Linked DNA regions of Mus musculus: all the other regions are linked to region 2. The links are chromatin loops, found by intact Hi-C in ENCODE. Cell type or tissue: heart. All regions are shown on one strand.

What was found. A loop is a pair of places that touch in the nucleus more often than their neighbours do. Peaks named below come from ENCODE experiments on the same cell type or tissue, not always from the same donor. Only the 100,000 strongest peaks of a DNase experiment are listed, where the experiment ranks them.
Region 1: a loop joins it to region 2, with 2.1 times the contacts of the local background. A loop is called at or near these places in 3 of 42 quality-filtered maps.
Region 3: it touches region 2 in a loop (2.5-fold over the local background); 2 of 42 quality-filtered maps call a loop at or near these places.

The regions. Positions count from the first base shown.
Region 1 is chr3:138,438,537-138,446,536 of GRCm38, forward strand. Adh5 (alcohol dehydrogenase 5 (class III), chi polypeptide) reads left to right here and starts at 4,557. Exons shown (of 9, transcript NM_007410.3): 1 at 4,557-4,657; 2 at 6,754-6,855. The coding sequence starts at 4,646. In heart, a CTCF peak has its summit at 4,697; DNase peaks (open chromatin) are centred at 4,145 and 4,555; H3K4me3 peaks cover 2,638 bases; H3K27ac peaks cover 1,660 bases.
Region 2 is chr3:138,901,635-138,909,634 of GRCm38, forward strand. Tspan5 (tetraspanin 5) reads left to right here. Exons shown (of 8, transcript NM_019571.5): 8 at 745-2,799. The coding sequence ends at 810. Among named protein-coding and RNA genes, the nearest start is that of Tspan5, 160 kb to the left of the region's middle. In heart, a CTCF peak has its summit at 4,909 (motif pointing left); DNase peaks (open chromatin) are centred at 4,147 and 5,007; H3K27ac peaks cover 547 bases; H3K27me3 peaks cover 1,017 bases.
Region 3 is chr3:138,193,845-138,201,844 of GRCm38, forward strand. It overlaps a transcript of Adh7 not described here. Among named protein-coding and RNA genes, the nearest start is that of 4930579F01Rik, 4.0 kb to the left of the region's middle. In heart, a CTCF peak has its summit at 4,479 (motif pointing right); a DNase peak (open chromatin) is centred at 4,517; H3K4me3 peaks cover 521 bases.

The DNA.
Region 1 (8,000 bases), 460 kb before region 2:
AAGACAGGGTTTCTCTGTGTAGCCCTGGCTGTCCTGGAACTTTCTCTGTACACCAGGTTGGTGTAGCCAACAGCAGCCACAGGTTCCTGGCTTCCTGAAAGGAAAGCTGGGGATGGGTGGGAAGGACAGTGAGAGAAATAACGAGCCAAGACAAAGTTCTCTGATCAAGGCTCAATGTTTACTTTTTGAGCCTGAACTTAAAAGGGAGGAAAACCCACTCCCCCACCCCCACCCCCACCCCCATGCCAGGATCTCAGGCGTCTCAGGATCTTGTCAGGACAACAAGCTCAGGCTGCTCTGCCTATAGTAGCACCTTGCAGGAAGCTGCAGATGTGGCAGACAATAGACTTTACCTAGGTTGGAAGACTCCACCCTAGGTGGGCTAGCCAGCTGTGGCAAAAACAAGGTCTAATTCAGCCTGCTCAAAGCTGGGGGAAGGCACAGGTTGGCCTTGAACTCAGAGATCCACCTGCCTCTCCCTCCACAGTGCTGGAATTAAAGGCATGTACCCGCCCGCCTGGCAGGTGCTAAGCCTTCAAAATGTAATCCATGTAACCACAGAATAGGTATAGAGTAAAAGACTAGTGGGGAGGGATGGATCTCCCCTGGAAGAGAAGATTGAATAGTTATGGATGGATGGATGGGGGGGGGGGAGGGTAATGTATGGAGAATCATATGGGGAGTGGGAGGAAACACAGGGTAAGAGAGGAAATGGAGGGAGGGATATCTACAACTAAGGGTCATTTGAGTGGTTGTATGGAAACCCACTACAGTAGAAGCTTCCTAAAATATATACATATACAAAGGTGAGCTAGATAAACCACCAAATAACAGGAAACAGATACCCAACTGGACATCTCTCACCATCAAATAAAGGACCAGAAGTGAGCTACACCACAGTTGAGTTGTTGGCAAAGGGGGCCCATGGGAACCATGAAACAATCTAAGCTTTTTTTTTTTAAAGGTTTATTTATTATTATATGTAAGCACACTGTAGCTGTCTTCAGACACACCAGAAGAGCACGTCAGATCTCATTATGGATGGTTGTGAGCCACCATGTGGTTGCTGGGATTTGAACTCAGGACCTTTGGAAGAGCAGTCAGTGCTCTTAACTGCTGAGCCATTTCACCAGCCCCAACCTAAGCTTTTGGTTGATCTCCATAACACTGCAGGTGGCCCAGAACCTGATACCAGAGAGCCCAGGTACCTAGGGGAAAACTGACTACGACTTCTTGGCTGAAGAGACATAGTCACACAGTGACTACTAACAACACTGTGCTATATTCAAAAATGAGTGCCTTGCTCCGCCATCATCACGGAAGCTTCTCCCTGTAGTAAATGAAAACAAACACAGACCCACAGCTAGGCTATGTGCAGAGAGTAAGACCTGGAACACCTCTGAATGAGGTGTCCATCAAAGCCCGCCCTCGGGGCTCAGGGAAGCCCGTGGAAGAGGAGGAAGAAAGATTGTAAGAGCTAGGTGAGATGGGCAACATGAAAGAAAGGAGGCCTTCTAAGCTCAGGAGTGATGCACAGAGGGACTGACAGAGACGGAGGAAGCACAAATCCTGCACAGACAGGTCCAGCCCAACAGGGTCCCAGCCCTGAGAGGGCAAGAGGACCACAAGCTCCCCCTCTAACCCAGAAGCTATCTCCAATTGATAACTACTCACAAATGAAAGATTAGTTCAGTCCAACCAAGTTTCACTGGGAACACAAATCACTACCAAGGTGCCATCATGCCCAGCAGTAGATAATCAACAGGAAGTTAACTCAGAGAACCTTTGGAGGAAGGTTCTCTGTCTCATGGCTTTCCAGTCTTTTTTTTTTTTTTTTTAACTTATGGATCCTTTGTGTATATATTATGGCTTCTGTTTGTTTTTTATGGGATTCCTATGTGTATAAACATTTGTGCTTCTGCATATATGTATTTCTCACGCTTTTTCTTTGGTTCTGTTTCTTCTTTTTGCTCATTTGTTTTGTCCTATTCTAGCTTTTGCTTTATATCATTATCATCATCGTTATTCAGATACCAGCTTGTTTTCTAACAGGAAGCAGAAAGGTTGTAGATTCAGACTGGAGGGAAGGTGAGAAGGATCTTGGACAAGTCAAGGGAAGGGAAAAATGTAATCAGAATGTATTGTATGAAAAGTCTGTTTTCAACAAAGGAAAAACTAAAACGCACGGTCTGATCATTCCAGCACAGCTGTCACCTTCTGGGTCTGGTTTTGATGCTTGCCATGCTCATTCAAACTATGGTTTGCCTTGCTCTGTGCCTTGCAATTTTTTTTATTAAAAGACAGATATAATTTACTGAGTAAAAGGGGAAAATGTTCTACAGTTTTTAATTTTTTATTTTATCTGAGTCTTTAGGTGAGCTTATAAACTTTAGTTATTCTCAGGGGGTTTTTTTTGTTTTTTGTTTTTTGGGTTTTTTTGTTTTGTTTTGTTTTGTTTTTTTTGGTTTTTCCATACAGGGTTTCTCTGTGTAGCCCTGGCTGTCCTGGAACTCACTCTGTAGACCAGGCTGGCCTCGAACTCAGAAATCCACCTGGCTCTGCCTCCTGAGTGCTGGGATTAAAGGCATGCACCACCACGGCCGGCCTCAGGTGTTTTTTTTGGTTGGTTAGTTGGTTGGGTTTTTGTTTTGTTTTGTTTGGTTTGGTTTGGTTTGGTTTGGTTTGGTTTGGTTTGGTTTGGTTTGGTTTTGAATTCTCAGCCCCTTACAAGGAATAGGATTCTAGAACTAGAGAGGACTGAAGATGCCCATCTCCCTTCTCCCTGACTGGATGAGCACAGGGAAAACTCATGCTGAGTTAAGCCCTGGTCAAGTCATTTTTGAGGGCAAGCCTCCTTAAGAACACACATGTTTACATTGATACTACCTCTAGAGCAGTGGTCCCAGCCTCCCTAATGCTACAACCCTTTATACAGCTCCTCATATTGTGGTGACCCCAACCATAATTATCTCATTGCTACTTCATAACTATCATCTGGTTGTTATGAATCGTAATGAAAATATCTCATGTTCAGGATACCTGATACGTGATCCCTATGAAAGGATCATTCGACCCCCAGAAGGGTCATGACCCACACGTGACAAACACTGCTCTAAAGGAAACAGTAGGAAAATTTTTCTCCCTCCTTCCCTGAAAAATCGTGAAAATAAACTTCTCAAAGTATGAGAATACTCCACTCCACATGACTGCATCCTCCGTCGTTTACAAAAGTCAGACTAAACTACAAAGTGCCTACAGCAATAGGTCAATCACTCTTCAGTTTCTGGCCCTAGTACTGCTTCTTGCAATGATGAATTTCTAGTCTGATGGATTGTGATTCTCTGTATTCCTGTTTCTGTTTCGGGGGGCAGCAGCTCTCCCTGCGTGACTTCACTTCTGTAAGAATTATGAATTCCTCAACTTGTTCAACTTCTTACAGGAGTATAACTTATAATATCCACATGTGGTGGTTTGACTGGAAATGGCTTGTATATTTGAATATTTTAATCACCAGACACTGGAATCATTTAAAAGGATTAGGAGGCACGAATACAAGATTAGTTTTAAGTAAGTTGGGTTTTAAGCACTGAGATACCCTAATACACACTGGCTTGGTACTTCAAGCCTGGAGTTTAGGAACACTACCCTGACTGGAGACAGACTATGGTGATCATCCTATTAATTATATACGTTAAAAGCCAGGGTGTGAGTTAGTGTGAAGTGAGAGAAGGGCTTTGAACAGTACCGTGGAGAATGTCAACCCTTAAAGTGTGTAATCAGGAAATGAGCCATGAAAAAGACAAAATGCGGTGTTTTAGTGGGTACATTTCAACACAAGCAGCATTTGGGATTACATCAGCAAATACAGCAGCCTCTGTCTCCACATAGTTGGTCCACTCTTAAAAGGGGCCCACTCTGCTCCCTCGGTTCCCTTCCTGAAAACTTCTCTCCGTGTCCGATGGTCCCTGAAATCCCAGGACCTGGTCGTAACCTGCTGAAATCCGAGGTCGGGCTGTTGCTAGGATGGGCACCTCTCCCTCTAGTGTTCCTTCAAAGCCCTTGAGGGCCGCAGTGTTGACTCGTCCTGGACCCAGACCCGCAAAACAAGGGGCTGCATTAGCTCGCTAGCGCATGCAACCCGCAAATCAGTAGCTCGCTAGCTAGCGCGTGCAAGCCCGGGAAGAGGGGGGCGGGGGGACCGCGGACAGGGACACACGGAAGGCGTGGCTTGTTCTACACGTGCTTTCCCACACGTGTTACCACACGCTATATTTCTCTCACGTCTAACGTACAAAGACTGCACGAAAATTAGACAAGGAAATACCACAGAGATGCTTTGCAGGGGCTCAGTTGAGCCAGCCTGGAATAAAGCGCTTCACGGCCCCAAAACTACTGCCTCCCCAGCAACGGAGCGCAGTAGCCGAAACTCAGGCTCCGAAACGCGGGCCCCGCCCTTCCGGTATTAGGCCCGCCTCCCAGCCGAGTCCCGCCCTACGCACAGCCACCTCCTCCCGCCCTCACGTACGCCCCGCCTACATCGAAGGCCCGCCTCCCGCGCACAGCCCCTCCCCTCACGCACGGTCCAGCCCTCACCCGGGTTCCGCTACACTCGTGAACCTTAGCGCTCGATCCCGAACTAGCGGCCATGGCGAACCAGGTATGGAGGCGCGCGGTGGGCCGGAGCAGAGGAGGGGAACGCCCGGGTGGCCCGCTGCCGCCCGCCGGGGAAGGCGAGCGCAGCCGCAGCGAGGGCATGGAGGCTTTGTTTCGGCGCCGCGCTTGGAGAGCAGCTCTGCTTTCTGCTCTGCTCCGCCGGAGCCCGGTGGGCTGAGGCCCGCGCCCGTCACGCGGGACGGAAGAACTTGCCCGGGTCGCGCCCGGGTTGCAGGATCAGATTTGGAGCGCGGGCCGTGCTCAAAACTCCCAAGCAAAGTTAGGCCCTTCCTTCGACCTTGGCTTTCTACGTGCAGCACGGTGTACCTGTTTTTTTCAAATCACGTTATTTGACTTTCAAGTCCATCTCCAGTAAACCCAGTGAGTGGCTTGCAACCTTTATTCTGTCAACACATTTCATAAGCGTCAAGTGAACTGATCAAAACCCAGCATTTCTCACTAGGTTTGGTTCCGTGGTTAAGAAGGTCTGTACTGAGTGTAATCGCTCTAGTAGCTCATTGCTTTAGATGCGCGATATAAATTTCATATGGAATTGTAAACTTTACAGAGCCACATAAAATTAATTCTAATGGTATGTTTACCCAACCTGATACTCGCAATATTATTTCCACGTTATAAGTATTTTTAAATTGAGATATTCTTCACTCTTCTAAGCTTTCAAATTTTTACATCATACCTGATTTCAGTTCACACTTGTCCTTTATCTATAGTGTTCAATAGCCACCTGTGGCAAATGGCTAATGCATTAGTTAGCACAGTTATAAGAGATGGTTATAGTATTTTTACCCCCATTTGGATATTTCTTAGGATCCTTTCCACTGGGAAGTATTGCACTAAAGTGATGCTATATAAGCCATCCCAAGGAAAAGATAATTAGGTCGCATAATACTAAGCTTGAATACTAACCTTGAATTACTTGCCAAACCTAGTGAAAGACTCTGGGTGGGATTTTGCTTGGCTTGTCCATTGTTGTGCTAGGACTCAAATCCAAGGCCTTGTGCATTCAAGGCACATGCTCTACCATTGAGCTACACCCCAGCTTGGGACATGTATTCCATAGTCTTCTTTCCTTTTCTTTCTTTCCTCCTCTTCTTCTTCCTTTTCCTCCTCCTCCTCCATCTCTTCCCCACCTCCCACCCTCCTTTAAGATGTGTGTGTGTGTGCCTGTGTGTGTGTATATGCATGCAGGAGCCTGTGGAAGCCAGGGGGTGGCACAGATCCTCTGGAACTAGAATTACAGGTAGCTGTGAGAGTGTAGATGCATAGGACTGAACCTGGAGTTTTCTGCAAGAGCAGTAGGTGGGTGCTCTTAACCACTGAGCCATCTCTTCAGCCCTTTGATTTTATATATATGTATACACAATTTAAATATAAATAATATATATGCACATATTTGTTGTCCTGGTTGATGGTGGTTTAGGGTGGAAGGTTTGAGATGGAATCTCTCCATGTAGCCCTGTCGGTCCTGGAACTTGAAGTGTAGATCTAGCTGGCCTCGAGCTCACTGAGAGCCACTTGCCTCTGCCTCTGAGCGCTGGGACTAAAGGTTTGCCTCACTGTATCTGGCCCTTTAATTTTATGTTATTCACTGTGTGATTTATGTGAGACCTAAAAACAATTCTCCATCTCACTTAGAGGTTATAAGCTTTTCTGTGAATATGCTGTTCAATTTAGTTTTATTTATTTAGCTTTGCGTGTGTCTGAGTTTGTAGCGTGTGTGTGTGTGTGTGTGTGTGTGTGTGTGTGTGTGTTTATGTTTATGCGTGTTCACAGGTGGGTATGTCAAGGTCTCAGGCTGACATCAGGTCTTCAATTGCTCCACCATACATTGAATCAGGGTCTTTCACTTGAACCCAGAGCTCTCCAGGCCAGTTACTCGATCCAGCCAGCTTGATCTGCCTCCAGGTGTTATGCTGGGGAGCTGAACTCTGGGCCTCAGGCCTGCACGGGCAGGAGCTGTACGCCCTGGACCCTCTCCACAGCCTGGCACACTAACATGAGCAGCATCATTATCTTGGTTGCCCGTGAAGTAATTACTAATCTAGGAGAATAAACTTTACTTCTTTTCCCCCACCTCAGGTGATCAGGTGTAAGGCTGCAGTCGCCTGGGAGGCGGGAAAGCCTCTCTCCATAGAGGAGATAGAAGTGGCCCCTCCAAAGGCTCATGAAGTTCGGATTAAGGTAATGTCCAGCTAAGGCATTGTGGGAGAAACCCCAAAGGGCGGTGTCAAGGAGAAAGCATTGGAAGTCTTCCTGCCACAGAATCACAGTCCTCCCCACACCTGCCCTTCCTCAAGTTGGCCTCTCCATCTTTTTGTATTTGCTCATGGGCGGGCTAAGAAGCCAAACCTACGGATTAGTGGATTGCCACAATAGAACGGTCATAGTTTGGGTTTAAGGTGGCTTTATGTGACCCTCCCCTTTCCGCTAGTCTCATAACTCACAGAGTGGCGTTGTATTAGAATCAAAGAAAAGACACGGTCTTCAGTTTTGCTTCAGAAAAACTGGAAAGAGGTTCTTGATTGATTAGAGCGGCAAACAGATGAAGTTCTGCTGCCCACAGAGCTTTAAATTGTCCTGCCCGTGATGGACAAGGCCAGGGTTCTGTGGATCCATTTGTCCCCCGCTCCTCACCCTCCACTGTGGCTAAGAATTTATGGAGAGGCAGAAGGCAGCGTTCCGGAGAGACCTGTGCTGCCTTGACGTTTGTAAAACTGTTTTTACCCTCTGCTCTCTGCTTGTTTATGACACAAAGTTAATGCTTTAAAGTTATAACCATTGCGTGTGTTTGTTCCTTAACATTCTGGGACAGTGTTTCCTTGAAGGGCAAGAGTCACGACTCTTACTTCATCAGGACACCAGGCACATTGTGCAGATTAGCCTGTGCCCCAAGGTTTGCATGTATCCAATTGAGAAGCACAAAACCTACTGCTTTTCAAGGTCCTTTTCAGCCAAGATCTAAGAGTCTGAAATGCTATACTTTATGTATTTATGTTCGTGTTCAGAAGACAGTTTGTCGTAGATTACTAAGATGAGTGGTGTGGGCACACCAACAGCTTCATCCCCAGGAAACTGCTGGCTTACAGCAAGAATGGATACACAGAGCAGAAGCAGAAAAGCAGAAATACAAACAAGGTTTTGCCTTTACTTGCTTTTCTCTTTAATGTATAAGTTTAAGTACCTGATTGAGATTATATACCGCATGCATGCAGGAGCCTGCAGAGACCAGAGGACATTGGGGGCCAGAGGAGTTGCAGGGAGTTGTGAGCTGCCTGGTGTGGGTGCTGAGAACCAAAGACTGGGTCATCCACAAGAGCCGTAAGCGC
Region 2 (8,000 bases):
CTTTGACAGCTGTCCCTAGCAACACACACGTCTCAAATGTCCTACAACCTCCCAAAACATTGCCACTCACTGGAGACTGGGCGTGCACACCATGAGATTGCGTGGGCTTTTCACATTTGAGCGGTCACCGTAGCAATGGACGAACCCAGAGATGGTTTTGCTCCTTGAGAGAAGTCACAGGAACCACATGTTGTCCGAAGGCATTTTCATGAAATGTGCAGATCGGGCAGATCCATAGAGGGAGCAGGGAGGTGAGAGCTTTCTAGGCCATAGGGAGGGTTGGAAATGACTTCTCGTGGGATAGGGTTAGCTTAGCGGGGTGAGCAGCTCCTGCATTTAGTATTGAAAATATAAAGTCATGCTAAATCTCTGGATTTTTTATTTTCTATCTCTCTTTCGCCACTCTTCCCCCCCCCCCCAGCCTTTTTTTAAAGACAGGTCTCATGTATCCCAAGCTGGCCTCAAACTTGCTCTGTAGCCAAGGATGGCTTTTTACACTCCTGCTTCTTCCCACCCAAGGGTCGGGATTATAGATGTGTACCACCATGCCTGGCTTTCTATGGCGCTGGGGGGTAGAACCCAAGGTTTTATGTATGTGAGGCAAACGCTACCGACTGAGCTACATCTCCAGCCCCCAAATATCCATTTAAGAATCAGAGGGGGTGGACCTAGTGGCCAAGGAAAAGCCAATAGCATTTGAATTCTGCTGTCTAACTTGGTTTCCTTTCCCCCTTTTTTTTTTAGATTTTTGGGATATGCCTGGCACAGAATTTGGTGAGTGACATTGAAGCTGTCAGGGCTAGCTGGTAGACCCCTGCGACCACTGCTGTCAGACACTGGACTGATCCCCCCTCACTGACTGACCCTCTGTGCGCCGGCCGGCTGATGGCGGGCTGTAGAGGCCTGGTCACAGGCCTACAGTCTCACCTGATGGAGCTGCCAAGAACTTAACTTTCTGTGGGGGTAGAACTGGGAAATGCTGCTCACAGACGGAACTTGGAAAAAGAAAAACAAAACAAGTGCGCAACTTGCTGAGTCAACGTGCAGTGAATCTCTACTGTAGCCGTGGATTGGTGGTCGGATGGATGCTACCAGAAGGGGGAAGGGGGGAGGTTGGGCACGGCATGTACTTGAATTTTTGGAGAATACAGTGCTGTACACATCTTGGCTAAAACTTGGGCCCTTAGCCGTCAGGGCCAGGTGTCTTGAAATCTCTCAAACCCTTTGCATCTGTCCTCCAGAGAAGAAACCAGCTGCCCCCTGTGTTCAGATTCTGAGAGAGGTGGAGCGGGTCACGATACAGCATGCGCCCTTCATCCTGAGTTTGCCCTTAAGAGAACTGGGCGTTTGCAGTAAACTAGGGTGCCAGAGGCTGAGCTCCACATTTCCACAGGACTGCTCTTTCCTCTGAGTGGCCAGCCCGAGCCTGAGCTCTGTCAATGACATCCAAGGAGAAAATGAGGTTAATGAGAGACATTAATTAAACACTCCCTCACCCCACCGCACCAAACCAGTTGGGTTCTTCTGATATTCTGGAATACTCTGGGCTATGTTTTATGTTTTATTTCTTTTTTAATCGGTTGTTATTTTGGTTCTTTTTTTTTTTCTTTCTTTCTTTTTTCTTTTTGTCTCCCAAAGGAGGCTATGACACAGTTCTCTTGGTTTCTTATTCAGCTTGAATAGTAAGTTTTTGTAGACTTGTCACCTGCATGTACTGTAACCCCACCCCCACCCCCAAATCCACCATGTTCTTTTCAGAGAGACATTTGAGCGTGTTCCTTAGTGTTTATGTCCTAGGTATCCAGCCTTGAGTGGTTGTGGAGTGTTGTCCTAGCCGCATCTTTGTATGCCCCTCAGGCTCTCTGTCTCTCCTGGCATCCAATTCAGCTTCTGTCCATTCGCCATTGAGTGGTAGAAAAGCCCAGCTCCAAAGCAGGGTTGACACAGTCAAAAAGCATTTCATGAGGTTTTTCTTTCTTTTCTTTTTCCTCCCTTTTTGCAACTTTAGTTTTGTCGTATATTAAATAAAAAACCAAGCCTAGTATAGTGCATGTGCTCGCTGAGGTGACCTCGGGGTGGTTACAAAGCACAAATATTTGAGGGGCTGCGCCGAAGCCCAGCCAGGGTTCAGTGACGCTAGGTGGAAAACCACCTTCAGGTTCTTCTCCTGCCTCGTGCCCACTGGGAGGGTGGACTTTAGCCCCAGATCCCCCCACCCCCAGCTTGTGATAACCCCTGGATGTTGCTTTCACGGGGAGCAGATTTAGTTTGTGGGTTTGCTGGGAAGGCCCCAGCCTCTGCGAAAAGCAGCTCCCCATTGGCCAGCCAGCAGTCTGCGTCATGCAGCCCGGTTTTCCATTTCCGCAGCACGTGTGCGTTGCCGTGGCTGATGGGCGCTGTCTGCTCAGAGGGAGGTCAGGCACTCCTTGGGTTTACGTGGCTCTGCATGTTTGTATCGGTGTCTGTTTTTAGGTAGAGATAGTCATTCCATACGTGGATGCGAGGTCACGTGACTTCACCCCTGTCCATACCACAGCCGTCGCTTGTGATGTCCTTCAACATGGACACTCGTGCTCTCGGATTGGCACTTCTGTCTTCTTTATTACCTCATTCTCCAGTGAACTGCATCTGGCCAATTGATTCAGAATCAGACAGGATCCCCACCCCGTGGCACATCCAGTGAAAGCCAAAACACAAGCCCAAGCGAGTTTTAAATTTTAATCACCCTTTATTTTTTACACTCGAGAGTGATTGTAATAAAAGCTGTCATTAATAAACTCGGTTCTACCTTACATGGGATCACGTCGTCTTACTTTTTCTGAATCATTTCTCAGATGTAAGTTACTGTAAAACACTCTGGAATGTCTCCTTAAAACACAAAGGGCCGGGGCCAGGGGGACAGCTCATGTACAGTGTGCTTGAAACTTAGGGTTCAATCCCATGGCCCTGAAACCACCATCATTTCCAGAACTCCTACGGAGGTGGGTCAGGATGCAGCTTGAGGACTTGCACTGGTGAACTCCTAAGATGCTGATGAGACTACACATTGATTTTTAGAAACACCAATCAGTCCCGGAAGGGAGGGGAAATTTGTGGATGTAAGGGGCTAAGCCTCTGAGTTGCTAAACGTGGGCAGACACAGCAAGTAGGTGTTCTCTGTCTCAAGGACTGTCCTCTATTTGTTTCAGATGCCTTGGGAACATTACAAAACACAGATCCCAGACCCTGACCCTGCCATTCTGGTGTGTGTGTGTGTGTGTGTACATATACACGTACACATATACATATATATGCTTAAGCTTTATGAACATTTAATACACAGTGGACCTAGATAAAAGTTACAGCTTTTATAAGAAAGTAATTGCCAGCAGCCCCTGGAAACTGTCATGTTAACCTGCTGGAAAATACCAGCGTAAGTGTCTTTCTCTTGTGAAGTGTTACTGAAGGATACTTTTTAAGAACAAATGTAAGGAAAAGCTTCCATTTCACATAGCACTTTTAAGACCAGGCAGGACAGTGTGTCCTAAGACTTGAGAAAGGCCTCAAGAAAAGCAGATACAGAAAGCAGACCTATTTTGATTTTAAAGAAACTTGTCGGGGACTGAAGATGGGCAAGCCCTGTTGATGTCTCTTTACCTGATGCTGTGGGGCCTGGTTATTCCCTCCATGCTGTGGCCAGCAGCAGAGCGGTTATAGTTACAATGGTGCTTTGTTTACAAGGCTCAAAACTAGCAGAAGTTTTGTCCTTGCAAAGACCATGGACTTTGGGGAAAATTACCATTTTTAAAAAAAATTTCTATTGTTTACTGGTTCCCACAAAGATTGCTTCTGTAATATATACTTAAAAATTACTATTCATAAAAAAGAACAGTAAAAACCAGAACTTCTCATCAGAGAGTGGATGAAAACTCCTGTTTCTTTTCCCAGGGTATAGCCCCCTTGACATTTCTGTGGGTTCGCTTCCTGCCCCAGGTCCCAGGCTGACTCCCCTCCAGGAGCATCTTAGAAGTTACTCTGGTCTAAGCTTTTGCTTCTTCGGAAAGGCCTTGGCTCACTCTGGACTGGTGTTTGTGTGGGCAGGAATGGAATCATTTTGCAGCGTGTGGCTCTCCCAGCGCGCCTGTTTCCGGCTCTCTTGGAGAAGAGCCCTGGGAAGCCAGTGGGCGAACAATGGGGGTCGGAGCCCAGTGACCTGGCAGGCCTTCCCCAGCAAGCTTTGCCATTTATACATTGGTGCTTGCTCCTTCTCTTGGGAAATCTGTGCAGACCTCCAAGGAAGGACTGGGAACTTCTCCATAAACTCTGGCTACTGTGGCCAGGAAGCTGGAGCAGGGAACGGTAATTGTGAGACACTGTCAGCAAGTGGAGACTAATGTACAGCAAATGTAGCTGTAGGCAGGGCTGAGTTGTGACTTAGAGTGGAAACATGACTAGGGGCACAGTTATCAGATGTTTGGATCCAGGAAGCAGGGGACAGAAACTAAACTCTAAAGATACCAAAACCATCTTAATGTTCCCCTAGCCTTTAATTTTATTATTTTATTTTATTTTTGAGAGACTTGCCATAGCAGCAGAATCTATTACAGTGTGGCTTTTAAGACATTCTTGGTTTTCGGAATTAATTGGTTCCCTCTGGAGGCCTGCAGCTTCCTTTGTCCCAAGGTTGAGCCATCCCCTCCCAGTTAGACCGAGCTAGACACCCTGGTCCTTCATCTCCACTTCTAGAAACAAGGGCTAAAGTAAATGTACTTTAAAAGTCAGAGAGCGGGTGGAGACATAGTTTTACAAGGTATGCATGAGTTCCACAAAGAACCAGTGTCCAGCAAAACAAACGACCCATGTGGTCCTCACCTCCAAGAACTTCTGGGCCGATTAGGACAGGAAAGTTTTAGTGGCCTGCCCTCTAGTGTCAGCCACGGAGAACCACAGCTGGCTGGTGTTGGAAGGGAGGTTCCTTGCGGATGGATGCAAGCCGCATTCCAGCGTTGGGAAATGGATATGGGCCGAGGGCAGGTGTTTAATAAGAGTAGGTGCTTTCCTACTTCACAGTCCTGAAAGCTGGGTCTCGTTCTGGGAACCCAGGCACGGGACATCTTGTTCTCATCAATATCTGCGTTGGGAAATGGATATGGGCCGAGGGCAGGTGTTTAATAAGAGTAGGTGCGTTCCTACTTCACAGTCCTGAAAGCTGGGTCTCGTTCTGGGAACCCAGGCACGGGACATCTTGTTCTCATCAATATCTAGGTGCTGATCTTGCCACTGGCGTTTTATTACCTTGTTGCAGCAGGGTTTGGCAGGCCTGGTGGAAGCTGGCCCTGCCTCCTGTATCGTCTCAGATGCAGTTTCTAGAAGATGATATTCACTGCCACCAAGTGTTCACCAGCCACTCTGGGGGTGCTATGTCTTCCAGGCACCTATCATCCTAGTGGGGGTGGTATGATAAACGGCATCCCCTCTCAGAGCATAGAATCCCCACTGGAGGGGTTTGTGTGAGCCATGATCCAGGTCCTAAGCCGCACCTCTGGTCTTCAACACTGACTGTACAGGACAAAGGGAGCAGACTTTCCTGGACTTCCCGTTAAAACAAGACTGATTGAGAATCTAGTGGTGTTAGCTTTGATTTGAGAATTACTATCTCCTTTTTCGGAAATGGTCAAAGATTTCTATCTTGTTTTGGTCTTTTGCTTTAACACAAAAGGTTATCAATTAGCTCCAACAGGCCTGATAGTCCTTGTTCTGTATCTCGGGCTGCCTTCAAACTTGGAGCAATCTCCCTGTATCAAGCTTCCAAGAGCTGTGCCAACAAGCTCAGACCTTCTCGCTACAACCTTTGATTTTAGAGACGGGAGAAACCATGGCTTATACATGTTAGGAGTTTATCATGGGTTCAACTGTGTCTTTCAATATTATATTCCCTGAGATTCAAACTCAGGTCCACGGAGTGCAGGGAACCCTCCTGATAGGAAGCTAGCCTGAGGTTCTCATCAGCTGACTGGAGGCAGCTGACCACTGTGCGGTATATGACAACAGTCTGCTTTCTGCTCTTGTAATGTCTTGCTGAGTCCCAGTTTTGTTAAGATAGGCTCTTGGTGTATATCTTGGGTTAGTTAGCTTTCAGCTTGCTGTGTAACTCATGCTGCATTTGAACTCATTCCCCTGGCTTCCACTTCCCAAGTACTGGAATCACTGGTGTGCACCACTATGCCTGGCCAGTCTTGCCACCTTTTCTGGGGTATGTTAAATAAAGAATGCATTATTATATTTAAGATCATGGCAGTGCATTCTGTATTTAATCTTAAAAGCCACCTGCTACAATGATTAAGATCGCATCCATAAAATGATCGGTGCCTTCTGCAGTCTCCTTGTGTTGTCACCAAAACAACCCAGTAGTTCCCTAACAGTTGCAAGCAGCCACTGGGGCCAACAACCCATCTGTCCCTTGACCCCACAGCGTATGGTTGTATAAGTATATTCTACTCCAGGCACTGCTGCAGGCTCTCAGGAAAGTTTCAGAACTGTAAACCAAAGTGGAATTACCCCAGGCCAAAAGTCTTAAACTTGTTAAGAGTTGAACTACCATTTTTCCAGGGGCAAATAAGCCAGCAGTGGCTCTCAGCCTTCCTAATACTTCAGCCCTTTAACACAGCTCCTCATGCTGTGGTGACGCCAAACATTACATTATTTCCTTGCTACTTCATAACTCTGATTCTGTTGTTACGAATCACAATGTAAGTATCTGATATGCAGAACACCCAATACGTGACCCCCTAAGGGGTCTTTACACCCCAGGTTGAGAACCACTGCTAAAGGCTCCAAGAAGGAAGAGGTCTATGAGATAAGACCTGGGGCAGGGGCGGGAGGAGGAGCTTATGATTTCCAGACTCCGGGCAGGAAGGGAAGGTGTGGCCAGGGAAGGGTTGTAGGGGACCCAGCATGGGAAGGTAAAACTGGAACCAATGGGCAGGCAGTTGTGATTTCCTTCGCAATGAAGGCAATATGAAAAACAGAGTTTCCAGGACAATGTGACAGTGAGGAAACAGACTCACTATGTTGCAGAAATGTTTTAAAAAACAATTCGGAAAAAATTTGCTAGAATTGTCCATCACGGTGTGTTGTTAAAGGCAAAAATAGTAAAAGTTCCAGTACCCCATCCCCCCTCAAATAGTAACTACGCTTACCTCACACATCTGCCAATCAAGTGGGCAGATAGGTGGGAAGACAGCTGCTGTGGCTTGGATAACTAAATCCTTGAAAATTTTCTGCCTTAAAGGTGCCCCCCAGCTTGAGTTGATGGCTCAGCGGTTAAGAGCACTGGCCTACTGCTGTTGCAGAGGACCAGTGTTCAATTCCAAGGATGGTGGGTCACAACCACCCCTAACTCTAACTCCAGTTCCAGGGAATCTGAGCCATCTTCTGACTTCTACAGATACCAGGCATGCACATGATGTACACACATACAATGTGCACACGTAGACAAAACACTCACAAAGAAAGTGTTTCAGATGAAGCAGTATCAAGGGGCAGGGCTTCAGGTGACTGGTGTGTGTGGAGCCCTTGGTCTTGAGTAGACTCCATGCCTTTATGAAGGAGGCCCCGGGGGCAGGTGTTCCTCTCTTCTAACAGGTGCAAAGGTCTGGAATGTGCTGGAAGGACTGAGTCTCCAGCAGGCACCCAACTTCTGGTACTTCAGCACAGCCTTCAGAACTGTAAACAATGAGCTTTTGTTGTCTATAAATTACCAACCTAAGGCACTTATTTAAGTACTATGAATGGACTAAGTCACCTCTCTCCATCCAAATCCTTTGTTCCCCTGAAATTCCTGGGACCCAGGATCGGGCAGGGAGGTTGTCACATGTTGCGGATGCTGGGGACTGCTGTGGTACACAGCTGTGGTTACTTTGAGTTTCAGTTTTACTCTAAGGTGGGAACTAAGATCTTAACATTAAAGTATCATTTTCTGCATGCATGGTAGAGTCAGCTGGGAGCACTAATATCCCACC
Region 3 (8,000 bases), 710 kb before region 2:
AGCAACGGATCAGCATTGTGGGAAATCTAAGTTCCAGAACTCTGTAACAGCCATTGCTCCAGGCCGCTTGTTACACAGCTTCACTAGCATGGCACAGTGCATCTCTTGCTGGTTTCAGACGGGGTATGGTGGATGTGCTGCGGATCTCAGGAAAAGAGGAAAGGGAGAAAGTCAGCCCAGTGCGTGCTATGTGACAGAAACAGCGGTGGCAGTGGGGTTGCTGGGAAGGCCTCCCAGTCATTGTGAAAGGACACCATTTGAGTCTCAGGGGTGGGAAGAGGCGGTCTCAAGGCGGGGGAGGGAGGTTGAGGAAAAGAGAATAACAGAGTACCCATAACAGGAAAGGGGAGGGCTCGGAGAGCAAGCGGGCGGGGCAGAAGGAGAGGGGAGGGGCATGGTGAGGGAAGGGATGGTGGAAAATAAAGGAACAAAACAAGGTATGTATTAAAGAACGTCACAATGAAATCCATTACTTTGTATGCATGATTAAAAATAAATTAAGGAGAGTGAGAGGGAGGAAAAAAAATGAGGAGAAGCTGGGTGTGGTGACCCAGTCCTATAGTTCCAGCCTTTGGGAGAATTAAACAGAAAGATTGCCCGGGCTACAGAGTAGGACCCTATCTGAAAAATCAAAGTGACAACAAATAATGGGCAAAGTTCCTCGGATGTCTAACAAACTTCTCAGGAGTGATTAGCGAGTAACAGCAAGAAATGCAGCGCTTGTGTTCCTGAGCTCCTAGAAACAGCATTTTAACTCTTTACCGTTTACTGTCTTGTAATGTGCTCACTCCCTCTCCACCCCTTTCACATACACCCCCAACAGCTCCACCATCCTTACCACAAGGTCTTCATAGAATTGGCAGCATTCTGTTCCATCCGTCAACCTCCCAACCCATGAGCTGAACATACCTTGTTTTCTTTGTATGTCAGCTGGTCTCTTACATTTTATTATAGCAACATGAAGCTGACTGGGGCATAACATACATTAAGAATGTTTACATGTGCCGGGCAGTGGTGGCACATGCCTTTAATCCCAGCACTTGGGAGACAGAGGCAGGGGAATTTCTGAGTCTGAGGCCAGCCTGATCTACAGAGTGAGTTCCAGGACAGCCAGGGCTATAGAGAGAAAGCTTTTCTAGAAAAACAAGCAAAACAAAAACAAAACAAAACAAAAAGCAAAGAATGTTTATATGTGTAGCATAAACAATCGTGTTGTGGGGCATCCACAAGAGAAGACTGCTCAGATGTGGGTTTAAGCCAATAGAAAGTCTTATTAGTCAGCCTACAACCCACACCAAGTGTCTGGGATCCCAGTGTAACTCCAAGCCCTTCTTAGGGTAAGCCTTTAAGCACACACACACACACACACACACACACACACACACACACACACACACACACACACACCACACACACACACACACACAAAACCATGTCCCGGGTGAACATACTTCAGCACTTTAGCAAGGACTCTTAGCCTGAAGCAGAACTACAGAAGCCAAAAGGCAAGGTCAGTACGTTTTGTGACTTTCCTGGAATTATGGCCTTTGATGGATTAGGTCTTTGTTTTAGTTTTGGCAAGTGGTGCTGAGTTTTACAACCTGAGTGGAATTTTTATCATGGAGTCAGTTGTGCTAAGGTCTGGGGGGGGCTACTAAGGTCTAGTTCCCTGCTTCAACCGGAAAACAGATGAGAGTTACAAAAGCAAAACTATGGACATGCATAATTAATAGGTCTTCATTGGTGACAAGAAATAAGCAAGCTGAAACTATCTCATAACACCAGCGTTCTGGAGTATATGTAGACCATGAGAATTCACATCAAATATTATTAGAATTATAAATTGGTACAAACTCATAAATCCAGCTTGACATTCAGATAGATTTGAAAGCCCAGAGACTCCTCCTCAGGTCCAACATTTATACCCAAGCACAAAGCTATTCATGTAAGACAATTCACAGATGCAATCTCTTCCTTAGGAGGCAAATCTATTAAGCGATATGTAGCTATAGGTTCAATAAAACTACATCAATAACACATGTCTAACATGAATGCATTTGAAAAAGTATGTAAAAGATAAGTTGAAGAGTTTGAGAATTTAAACAGAAACACAATAAGACTATTTGTAAAATTATTTGCAAACACATATGTCTAGTGAATCTACTTAAAAAAAAAAAAACCTCAAAATTCAAGAAAATGATTCCCTGGGAAGGGAAAGAGAAAGCAGTAAGAGAGGGGTGTAGAGAGCTGAGCAGGGACGCTGAGAACAGGTCAAACACAACACATCGTCTGTATGCAGACATATTTTTCTCATAGGTTTTGCCACAAAACTACTTTGTGTGCAAGTTCTGGTACTATTAAAAATTGGACTACCCAATTTTAATTAATATTTTAGTTGCCATAATTTGATGTTTTTACAGCACACACAGGACTGCATTGTTACACCATATGAATCCATCAATGGTCCCAAGACAATTAACATACCCACTAGCTTCATTTTTTTTCATTACATTTGTGTGTGTGTGTGTGTGACCATCTGGATTTTTTTCTTTGAGACAGGATCTCATTATCTAGCCTTGCCTGGCATGGCATGAAATTTGCTCTATAGATCAAATGGGCCTCAAACTTTTGAGGAACTTCCTGCATGCTATGATTACATGTATGTGTCCCAACACTTGGCTAAAAGTACATGCATGTTATTTTGGGCACATAGAAACTAAAGCTCTCTATCTCTCCCACTAGGTTTAGGTCATGTTCTAATCATTTGCTATGAGCCCTGTCTGTCTTTTTGTTTGTTTGGTTGGTTTTTCGAGACAGGGTTTCTCTGTGCAGTACTGGCTGTCCTGGAACTCACTCTGTCGACCAGGCTGGCCTCGAACTCAGAAATCTGCCTCCTCTGCCTCCCAAGTGCTGGGATTACAGGCATGCGCCACCACTGCCTGGCGAGCCCTGTCTGTCTTGTTGTGTCCTGCTGTGTTGTGTTCTGTTTTGTTTGTGGCCCTGGGATCAAACACAGGTCCTCGCACAAGCTGGGAAAGTGTTCTGTGTCCACGCTGCAGCCACACCAAGCGCAAGCATCTTTGAAATTCTGCGGCTTGCAGAGAAGATCTTGCACATGCTAGGCAAGTACTCGATCATAGCTAGAAATGTTACACTAGATACCTCAATAGTTCAGACATAGCTATGGAAAGTAAAAATTAGGTGTGCATTTGTTTCCTGTAGCTCTTTAACAAATCTTTTTGAGTTATTAACTTAAACCTACAGAAATGTATTGTCTGAGAGCTCTGCAGGCTACGTGCGTGTGTGCGCTTTGCATGCAAGCGTGCATATGTACATAACACGGTTAATTCCGTTCTCGTGTTCCTAATTGAAACTCAGAAAGCATGACAGGTCCTCCAGGGTCACACAGTGAGGACCTGGCCCAGACTGGCTGAGTGATCATGTTTCTTACTGAGCAAAAGGAGCCCACAGGGGTGACGTCTGTGGCGCTCCAGTGAGGAGCCGTGCTCCGGGGCAAGCTTCCGGTTTGCTTCTTAGGACTCAACTTATGTAAAACGTACCTAGAGAGGGCTAGAGAGATGGCTCTGTTGGTACAGTGCTTGCCACACAAGTGTGAGGTCACAAATTCGAGTCCCCAGCACCCACATAAAAGCCAGGTGCTGAATAGCCTGCCTGTAATCCCAGTGCTGCGGACAGAAGGAGGCTCCATTGGGCTTGCTGCCCCGCGGCCAGTCTAGAAATCTGTGAGCTCTCCTCTCTATGAAACTATGTGTCAGAGAATAGTGTCCAACTTTGAGACTGTCTTTCCATGCCTGCAGCACCCTGCCTTCCCGCATAGCAGGTCCACCCATCCCTCGGAGATGTGGGGGTGGTGGTGGCTGGTAGGCTGCACAATGTGGGCAAGGGCCAGGGATTGCACAGGGATTTCCCCCGGGGAGCAAAGCTGGCGCTATATCACTCTCCAAGAGTTTTCCCGATCATCGCCTCTGCCTTTAGGCTACGAATTTGGAGCAAGTACACACAAGATTCACTATGGGATTTGGCTACATGCATCTGCTATCTGAAGACAGGGAAAAAAAACAGCCTGGACCAAAAAAGCATAGTGACTTTCTGTCCCCGATGTTGCAGTAACTTAGTAAGAATGGACTTAACAATTAGCTTTTTAAAAAAACCAATAGTTTTTTCTTTTCTTTTCTATGTTTAGTAAATTTTGTAATTGATCAAAACTCAAAATTAAAGTAGAGAGTGATTGAGGAAGATACCCAACGTCGACCTCTGATCTCAGCACACGGTAAGTACACCTCCTTGTGCGCATGTGTCCCCTCCACCTGTGCGCATACTTAAATGCACGTAAGAGAAGAAATTCGTGACTAAAACGATAGGAAAGGGGAACTGCCATTCATGCTCGCTCATAAAAGCAAAAGCTGCTTTCTGAGGCGTTCATCTTTGCTTCAAGTGTGTGAATGTCAAAATGACCGCTAGGTGGCAGCAACGGGCTATAGTGTGACAGACAACACTGCCCAAGACTAGGCTAGAGAGAAAGCTTCGGGAGGCAGATCCTGCCGTGGTCATTCAATTCCGTAAACAATAAACCTTCATCATCTCAGAGACTGAGGTGTCCATAAGAGCTTATGTACAGGCCTCTCAGTAAGCTACTGGGTCACCAGACTTGACGGCATCGGCTAGTGGACAGCCGCTTGAAACATGGATGGCCTTTTAGAATTTCCCTCCACGATGCTTTTCCCTGTTCGTTGAGGTTGAGCTGTGAATGTTCACAGGCTGGGACTCAGGGTGTTCAGAGTGATCAACTAGTTTCCAAGAGAATGTCTAACAGGCTCAAAAGTGCTAGAGCAATCTAAGCTAACTATTGGCTCCTGAGAACCCTGGGATGGGGCGTTCCCAGTCCTGGGGGTAACAAAGGGTCTCTTAGGGGTGTTTTTATGGGGGATTCTCCAGATTAGGACCCAAATCTAGTTCTATTTGAAACCAAGGCGTCTGTGCAGCCGTAACTACTCCGTACTCGTGATGGCGCTGGAAAGCCCATGGGAGAGTTTGATTAATAACAAGATCCTTAGATCTAGCATCCTCTGTGGGACCCATCAATGCAAAGTGAACCGAGTTTAGAACCACTGTAAAGATTAAGTGATTTCTGTCATATTTAATTTTAGCTGGAAATAAATGGTATCTTTAAGTTGAGTAACTGAGAAATTGATAGGTTATTAATAAATCTCTGGAAAAAATTCTAAGGGCCAGAGCAACTGGGGAGGTGACCTTAGAGAGAATGAAGGTGAAGGAAAATATTATCCCATATGTTTTAGTAAATCATTTTTTTCCTTTTGACTTTATTTTTTTAGATATTTTCTTTATTTAAATTTCAAATGTTATCCCCTTGCCTGGTTTTCCCTCCCAAAACCCCCTATCCCCTCCCCCTCCCCCTGAACACCTACCACCCCACTCCCCCTTCCCTGCCCTGGCATTCCCTTATATTGGGGCATTGAGCCTTCTCAGGACCAAGGGCCTCTCCTCCCATTGATGACCAACAAGGCCATCCTCTGCTACATATGCAGCTGGAGCCATGAGTCCTACCATGTGTGCTCTTTGGTTGGTGGTTTAGTCCCTGGGAGCTGTGGGGGTACTGGTTAGTTCATATTGTTGTTCCTTCTATGGGGCTGCAAACCCCTTTAGCTCCTTGGGTCCTTTCTCTAGCTCCTTCATTGGGGACCCTATCCTCAGTCCAATTTTAGTAAATCAATTTTTACAACATGATAGCTCAAATATTAAAATGTTTATACTATTCAGTTGCCTCTTGTTTTCTCTTCTGAAAGAACTGCATATGGAGTGTGGTCCTGTACACAGTGAGACTGCCCACCAGCAGGCATTTTCTGCCAATCCTCTCTGCTCTCCGTAACTGCACGTGGGTGTTGGCTGCTGAGCAGGGGGCAGATGCCTCACAGCAAGTGGAAGCCCAGAGCTGTATGGGTTGCCCCGTTCTCGTGGAATGACATGAAGGGGCTGCTCTAGGACGCTGTCTGGGAGACCATTTCCCCTGAAGAAAAAGTGAGGTGAGCTACATCATTGTGCCTGGAAGGGGAGGAGAAAGATGAGGTAGCTTCTGGTTGGAAGCCATATTACTTGCTGAAAGCAGGACAGTAGGTAACCCCGAACTCTGGCCATGCAGAGGGTTCCGCAAGCTTTGCGACATGGGATGAAACTACATAAACGGATAAACAGTCTTAGTTTAAGGCATGGTGTTCCTGGTAGGGAAACAGCTTTCTTTCTTTCTTTCTTTTTTTTTTTTTTTTTTTTTTGCCTTTGCAAATATATCCACAATGCAGATATTACAGGTAATTTCCATTAACTGAAGAGCAAGCAATCTAGCTATCTCTACAAAGATGTACATTTGGCACCTCATTAACATGGCCAGCAATGAACTACTATTTGTCTTTTTTTCCATTTTTATTAGGTATTTAGCTCATTTACATTTCCAATGCTATACCAAAAGTCCCCCATACCCACCCACCCCCACTCCCCTACCCACCCACTCCCCCTTTTTGGCCCTGGCGTTCCCCTGTTCTGGGGCATATAAAGTTTGCATGTCCAATGGCCCTCTCTTTCCAGTGATGGCCGACTAGGCCATCTTTTGATACATATGTAGCTAGAGTCAAGAGCTCCGGGGTACTGGTTAGTTCATAATGTTGATCCACCTATAGGGTTGCAGATCCCTTTAGCTCCTTGGGTACTTTCTCTAGCTCCTCCATTGGGAGCCCTGTGATCCATCCATTAGCTGACTGTGAGCATCCACTTCTGTGTTTGCTAGGCCCCGGCATAGTCTCACAAGAGACAGCTACATCTGGGTCCTTTCGATAAAATCTTGCTAGTGTATGCAATGGTGTCAGCGTTTGGATGCTGATTATGGGGTGGATCCCTGGATGTGGCAGTCTCTACATGGTCCATCCTTTCATCTCAGCTCCAAACTTTGTCTCTGTAATTCCTTCCATGGGTGTTTTGTTCCCAATTCTAAGGAGGGGCATAGTGTCTTCATAGTCTTCATTCTTCTTGAGTTTCATGTGTTTAGCAAATTGTATCTTATATCTTGGGTATCCTAGGTTTGGGGCTAATATCCACTTATCAGTGAGTACATATTGTGTGAGTTCCTTTGTGAATGTGTTACCTCACTCAGGATGATGCCCTCCATGATTCCATTTGGCTAGGAATTTCATAAATTCATTCTTTTTAATAGCTGAGTAGTACTCCATTGTGTAGATGTACCACATTTTCTGTATCCATTCCTCTGTTGAGGGGCATCTGGGTTCTTTCCAGCTTCTGGCTATTATAAATAAGGCTGCTATGAACATAGTGGAGCATGTGTCCTTCTTACCAGTTGGGGCATCTTCTGGATATATGCCCAGGAGAGGTATTGCTGGATCCTCCGGTAGTACTATGTCCAATTTTCTGAGGAACCGCCAGACTGATTTCCAGAGTGGTTGTACAAGCCTGCACTCCCACCAACAATGGAGGAGTGTTCCTCTTTCTCCACATCCACACCAGCATCTGCTGTCACCTGAATTTTTGATCTTAGCCATTCTGACTGGTGTGAGGTGGAATCTCAGGGTTGTTTTGATTTGCATTTCCCTGATGATTAAGGATGTTGAACATTTTTTCAGGTGCTTCTCTGCCATTCGGTATTCCTCAGGTGAGAATTCTTTGTTCAGTTCTGAGCCCCATTTTTTAATGGGGTTATTTGATTTTCTGAAGTCCACCTTCTTGAGTTCTTTATATATGTTGGATATTAGTCCCCTATCTGATTTAGGATAGGTAAAGATCCTTTCCCAATCTGTTGGTGGTCTTTTTGTCTTATTGACGGTGTCTTTTGCCTTGCAGAAACTTTGGAGTTTCATTAGGTCCCATTTGTCAATTCTCGATCTTACAGCACAAGCCATTGCTGTTCTGTTCAGGAATTTTTCCCCTGTGCCCTTATCTTCAAGGCTTTTCCTCACTTT